2 separate regions of the Homo sapiens genome follow, and region 2 is linked to region 1. Evidence: chromatin contacts called from ENCODE Hi-C data. All regions are on one chromosome and are shown on one strand. The core of a region is the stretch at or near the end of the contact, and the rest is flanking DNA. Distances in the headings are between cores, read along the strand shown.

Region 1 (3,032 bases), core at 173-2,672:
CTCTGGTGATTCTTAAAATTAACACTGAGGCAAAACAAACTGCAAGTTGTGAAGTTTAAAAGAGAAGAGGAGGTAAGAAAACAAAAAGTGAACCCTATCCGGTCCATCATTAATTTATCGGGAAATTTTCGAATAGACATTTTAAATTTGCAGGCAAAATTAGCAAAAGCATCCACTGGGGCATTGGGGTGTATTTCAATTTCCCCAAAGCAGGTGACCAAGCTCTCACTTTCCAACCTGGAGGGGACCCCTACAGCCTCCCAGGTGTATGATTTCATTCTTTTCCTGCACTACTGTCCTCAGTTTCTGCTACCTCAGCTGAGGAAATGGAAGGAAAATGGTTCAAACAGACGCAGCCTGAAGACAAGAGAAACTGGCAGAATTAAATGGAACTTGAAGAGTTTGCAGAACCCGGGTTGAGTGGTCTTCTTAAAGTGTTTGTTGGAAGCAGGGCTTCCCCATTCACCTACTCAGGCTGGAGAAAGGCAAAGTATTGTCTATCAGGCTCGCCTCTGCCGGGTCATTCGCACTCCGGATAATGCTCCCAGAACTTCGCAAAGGAAAAAATTATAAAACTGCGCGGTGCTCTTTGAAATGAATTCTCTGGATCTGGAATTAATTGCCCTGGTCGCCAGAGAATTGAAACGGAAGAAATTATTCCTGAGATAAACTTGCAGGGATGAGAACACCGGCCCTTGCATCTCAGAAAGAGGCTGGCTGGCCTTCGCTTTTGGTTTTGTTGTTACTCTCACCATTGGGACCAAAGTTTGGTTTTTCCTGCGTCAGCTTTGCCTGCATTTCCTGGTACCTGCACCTGGCTTGGAAGAATCTGGAGTCCGACAGACCCTAAGAAGAAAATCCAGCCCGTGCCATCTTCCTCTGATTATTCCAGGGAAGACCTAGGCTCACATTAGCAGGGCTTAGCTGCTTCCCGAGAGCAAACAGGCGAGCTAAAGGGGTTAGCTAATTGCACTACCAACTGGGGGCGGCTCCGGCAATCCCCGCATCCCGGCTGCGCCGGTCGTGGTCGGACGCCCGAGACGCGCGGAGGCACAGCAGACCTTGGCGTACAGGCCATGCCGCCGCAAACGGGGGGCGCGCACTCCTTCCCAAAGTCCCCAGAGGAGACACGTACCTGGTGGTAGGGGGTGTAGGCGGCTGCGAAGTAGGGCTGCGGAGGACCATAGACTTGGTACATAACATCCAGACAGCTCATGACTCTCCGCAGCGGAGACGGTTAAGTGTTTTTTCATTAACTCTCCTTCCCCGGAGCTCAGGGGTGCTGCATGGGCGGCGCTTGGACCCGCGCTCTGGAGTCATCAGGCGGAGCAAAGCCAGCGCGCTCCGCGGCTCGGAATCCAGCTGGCTCGCTACCCTCCCACTCCTGCGATTTTACTCCCGACCGCGCTCCAGGGCAGAAGCGCCTGAGCTCCCGCTAGTGGGCATTTAAAGCCCATGCCCGGCGGGCGTGCTGACGCCACTCGGGGGCTGCGGAGCGGGAGGGGGCGGTGGGGGGCGGGGACCGGGGGGCCAATGGGGAGCGAGGGACGCTTGTTGGAGGGGCAGCGAGTGTGTTTCCCGGGGCCCACCTCTGACAAGCATGCGGCCAAGGGTGCCGGAGACTATGCGGTTCCCAGCGGATCCGAGGCTTCGCACCGCGAGTAGGAATCTCCCAGGACAAAATAGGAGAGAGAGAGAAAGAGAGAGAGAGAAGGAGGCGGGGACGAAGGGATCCGGGCTCATACACGCAGAGAAAGAAAGTTGGAGAAAGGTCTCTTAGGAAAGCCCTTGTCTCATACTGTAGTTGAGTGGGTGCTTCCAGAAGTGCCGAGGTGGGGCAAATTCTCTGCTTTCGGTTCCTGATGATGTATGGGGAGGACGGTGCTGTCCCTTGGAATCCCCTAGGGAGTCCGGGTCGTGGCAGACAGGATGTGGGAGTCCGGGTACCCCTCCAGGGCGCAGAAGAGCTACCTCTGCGGGGAAATGGCAGTGGCTGAAACCTGTAACCGCTGTCCTCTAATCCACTTCCTTTCGCTCCCTCTAACCTGGTCCTCCCGCCGCCTGTCCCACACCCCAATTCTGCTCTCTTGGGCCGTGCCCTTCTGCCCCTCTAAAGTTCGATCCTGCTCCTTTCTCTTTGATGTTCTCCACCGGAACCCGTTAGCTTCGCATAGATCGCGCCCGCTTCCGGCTGCTCCCGGTGTGAGCTGCTTTCGAGGAGTCCAGGAGGCTTTACCCGGCCTCGGATGTCTGGCTTTTCATGCTGGGGTCTCCTTGGCCGGGGTCCTTTAAAGTTTTGGCAACTTTGGGGACAAGGACTCGTTGGCGCTAAGAAGAAGCATACTAGGACCCGTACACAGAGAGGTCTTTTGCTGCCTATTCAGCCGGTAATACCAGCTGCGATGGTATGTTTCATTTTGGAGAGCTGGAAGTATATGCACTCCAACTATAAAACCTTCACCCCTTTCTCTCTCCGGCCCTCCCTGAGAGGTCTGCTGGCTTCGCCCTCCTTCCTGCGACCCTACCCATCCTTCTCAAGCCTACCCCCCACCAAGCCCTCTGGAAAGGGGGTGTAACAGTGGAGTCTTCAGTTCTATAAGTTTAGGAATGCATTGAGACAAGGCTATCTCCATGGCTGGGTCAGGTGGCGGAAGGGGCATTACGGGAATAGAGGCGGGCCAGACTTGGGGGGACCAAGGGAACAGGTTGGGAGCATTAAGAGTCTAGACTCAAGAAAGAGGCAGCATGGATTTCAAACCCTAGTTATTCCCCAGCTTAAATACAACAGAAAGTCTTTATAGAGTCTCAGGCTATAAGACTGTGAATAAATGAACCCTTGAAGATCTATTTGTGTTTTAAAAGTGAGTATTTTAAGCCAAATTGTTTTAGGGTTGCAGTTTTGGTGTTGCCCAATTTATAGATGGGAAATGGCTCCGTGTCTCCAAATGCTTGTAACTGGTGAGCCATCTTGAGCGATTCGACAATTTCCTTAATTAACAACAATGTAATCTATGTAAAGTTTTCTAATCAAT
Region 2 (3,032 bases), core at 342-2,841, 500 kb after region 1:
TGGGACTAAAGAATGTGACGGGGAAAGAAATCATTATCTTCTGAAGTATTATTACACACCAGGCACATTTAGAAGGACATTGCTAACCATGGTTTCTAAATATCTTCTCACTCTACTCCTGCTTATTCTTTTTCACCTTGTTTTATTTTTCTTCATCTTCACCTGATGTCATCACTGCTCCATCCCCAGCTCTGAGAGGTAGCTGGCACGTAGCTGGTTACTGGTAGTCATTGCATGAATAAACCTAAAAGATAGGAATTCTGGTTTTACAAAAGAGACCAAGACTTATAACTTAAATGATTTACTGCTCATGATTGTGCAACTTTTAAGTCACAAATCCGGGATTTAAACCTAGGTGTGAAGGCAAAGCCCATGTTCCTTCTGCAAGCGCTCCTCTAAATGTATGTCTTCACAGAGCTATTAACCCCTCTTTTTTTGTTTAACACGGTTATGTAAAAAGAAAAAAAAACTGAGCTGGCAGTTACAGAAAAGTTATAGCTTTCAAGAGCCTGACAGTCTAGTTAGGAAGCAAAATATCTAGAAATCCAACAAGTGCAAAGCAGTGTCTAGATAAGGAGGGAAACTCACAGGCAGTAATAGCAGAGGAGGGTGAGCTCGGCCTGGTGCTGGGCTGATGAGCACTTTGACTTGGCAGGAGGTCTGTTGTCTGTGGAACAAGATAAGTAAATTGCTTGTACAACCCTTCTCTCCAATCATTGAATCTGAATCCCTGTTACCATTTAATGCCTGAAAATAGTAGATTCTTTTACCTTTTAGCATAGAGGAGATGGTGGAAGGTGACAGAAGAAAGGCACATTTTGAAGGGAGTGTGGAGAGTTTGTGGGCTAAGAGATGAAGAGGTAGGAAGCTGGCATGGCGGCTCATACGTGTAATCCCAGTGCTTTGGGAGGCAGAGCCCAGCTGATAGCTTGAGGCCAGGAGTTGGAGACCAGTCTGGACAACATAGTGAGATCCCATCTCTTAAAAAAAAAAAAAATAGCGGAGCGTGCTGGCGCACGACCAAAGCCCTAGCTACTCTGGAGGCTAAGGTGGGAGGACTACTTGAGTCCAGGAGTTCGACGTTACAATGAGCTATCAGCATGCCACTGCACTTTAGCCTGAGTGACAGAGCCAGAGACTGTCTCTGAAAAGAAGAAGAAAAGATAGAGAAAGGCACTTGGAGGAATTGAGATTGTTTTCCGTAGGAAAGAGAAAAGGTATGGGGGTGGGAGACGATGAGGTGAGGAGCTAACTTCAAGAAATCTCATCCAGAAGTTAGTGGAGTGCCCTTAACACTTAATTGGGAAATGTCTTCAGTTTCCTGCACTTGAAGGATTGTTGTCTCTTCCTGGAAGAGAGGATTTAGATTTATTCTCCTGGGGAACAAACGATGGAATCAAAGGCTAAAAGCCTGGCGGGAATACATTTCTACTCAATACAAAGAATTTAAAAGGAGCTACACGCACTGCCTCAGGCGGTGGTGAGCCTGTTTCAAACAGAGGCAGGCTGCTTCCTGAGGAACCAGCCCCTCGGGGCTTGACGCCCTGATCCCGGGTCGCTGGCCGGGGGCGGAGACGGGGATAGCGAGCTGAGTGTGCGAGCGCCAGGGGTTCCAGCTGCACGTCCCAGGCTCTCCAGCGCGCGGCAGGCCGGGGCGGGACGAGGAGAGCTGCGGGGACAACGCCTGTGGCTGGGTCCGGAGGTGCGGGTGCGGCGCGGGACAAGCGGGCAGCATGCTCAGGGCGGTCGGGAGCCTACTGCGCCTTGGCCGCGGGCTAACAGTCCGCTGCGGCCCCGGGGCGCCTCTCGAGGCCACGCGACGGCCCGCACCGGCTCTTCCGCCCCGGGGTCTCCCCTGCTACTCCAGCGGCGGGGCCCCCAGCAATTCTGGGCCCCAAGGTCACGGTGAGCCAGGGCTCCGACGGGGAGGTCCTGGGAGGGAGGAGGTTGCGGGAGGGCAGCGAGGGGCCGGCCCGGGAGTCGGCTTGAGGGCGCGCTGATCCTCTGTGCCGGTGCGTCAGTTCCCGCGTCCATCTGGGTTGCTTTCGCTGCAGGGGAGATTCACCGAGTCCCCACGCAGCGCAGGCCTTCGCAGTTCGACAAGAAAATCCTGCTGTGGACAGGGCGTTTCAAATCGATGGAGGAGATCCCGCCTCGGATCCCGTAAGTGTGGCGACCGCCGCGCGAAGGAGAGTCGGTCCCCGGCCGCAAGGGTGCGGGGTGACCCACCTTCCGACCGCGGCCACCTAGGAGCGAAAGCGGCCGCAGTGCCAACACTTCGCAATATCACCCACCACACACGGAGTTTACCCACACACACACCCCGCCTCCAGTGCGGTGTGTCAAGAGTCAATTAAGCTTACAGGGAGATTGCAGAAGGTGGGTGAAAACTGAGAGGTTCAGGGGACACTTCCAGCACCGCCCAGATTGCCGGTCCCCAGCAAGCTCCGAACTGGGAGGCAGTGGGGCTCTTGTGCCAAACAGGCCACGGTCCTCGCGAGCATCCGGATGGCTGCCGGGACGCCAGACCGCAATCCAGGCTTTGGCCGGGGGCGTCCCCCTACCCCACCCAAGGAAGGGGTTCTCTGATCTTGGCTTGCGGGGCGGCTGTGGCGGGGGGGTCTCTGGAAAAAAGACGCATCCATGCGGCCTCCTCTTCTGGGGCAGGAGACGCCTGGCGGACGTGTTTCTGCAGCCCTCTAGGCTCCGGGTTTACTCAGGGTGGGACGCGCGGGAGTGTCAGCACTGTGGGCCTCTTCAGCATGCTAAACCCACCAAGACAGATGATAAAACTCAAACTAATAACTCCCCCTCTAAGGTAATGTAACCTGTAAAATAAATGCTAATAATAAGTAAATGTAACCTGTAAAAAAATCTTTCCAAAGTTTCTGTTTCTGCCAAGCCCAAAAACCTTCGCAGCATTTTTACAAGGGATTGGGTAAAAAAGAGAGGGACGGAAACTAAAAATAAAATCAATCTACTACTTTTTAAGTTTATCTTTTAAAAATAAAAGACTAAAACCATAACGTGAA

What was found. Hi-C counts contacts between places; a loop is a spot of excess contacts on that map. Pooled maps may share reads with other maps.
Region 2: a pooled map shows a loop between it and region 1 (5-fold over the local background). The contact joins the promoter of FAM162B here to the promoter of VGLL2 in region 1. A Hi-C loop is called at or near these places in 5 of 50 pooled maps.

What each region holds. Positions count from the first base shown.
Region 1 is chr6:117,263,948-117,266,979 of GRCh38, reverse strand. VGLL2 (vestigial like family member 2) reads right to left here and starts at 1,422. Exons shown (of 4, transcript NM_182645.3): 1 at 1,136-1,422. The coding sequence starts at 1,216. LOC105377964 (a long non-coding RNA gene) reads left to right here and starts at 1,906. Exons shown (of 2, transcript XR_942911.3): 1 at 1,906-2,405.
Region 2 is chr6:116,764,278-116,767,309 of GRCh38, reverse strand. It overlaps FAM162B (family with sequence similarity 162 member B), which reads left to right and starts at 1,591. Exons shown (of 4, transcript NM_001085480.3): 1 at 1,591-1,905; 2 at 2,055-2,163. The coding sequence starts at 1,734. It overlaps LOC105377963 (a long non-coding RNA gene), which reads right to left and starts at 942. Exons shown (of 3, transcript XR_942910.3): 1 at 771-942; 2 at 589-667; 3 at 1-244. RefSeq lists an enhancer at 2,056-2,570.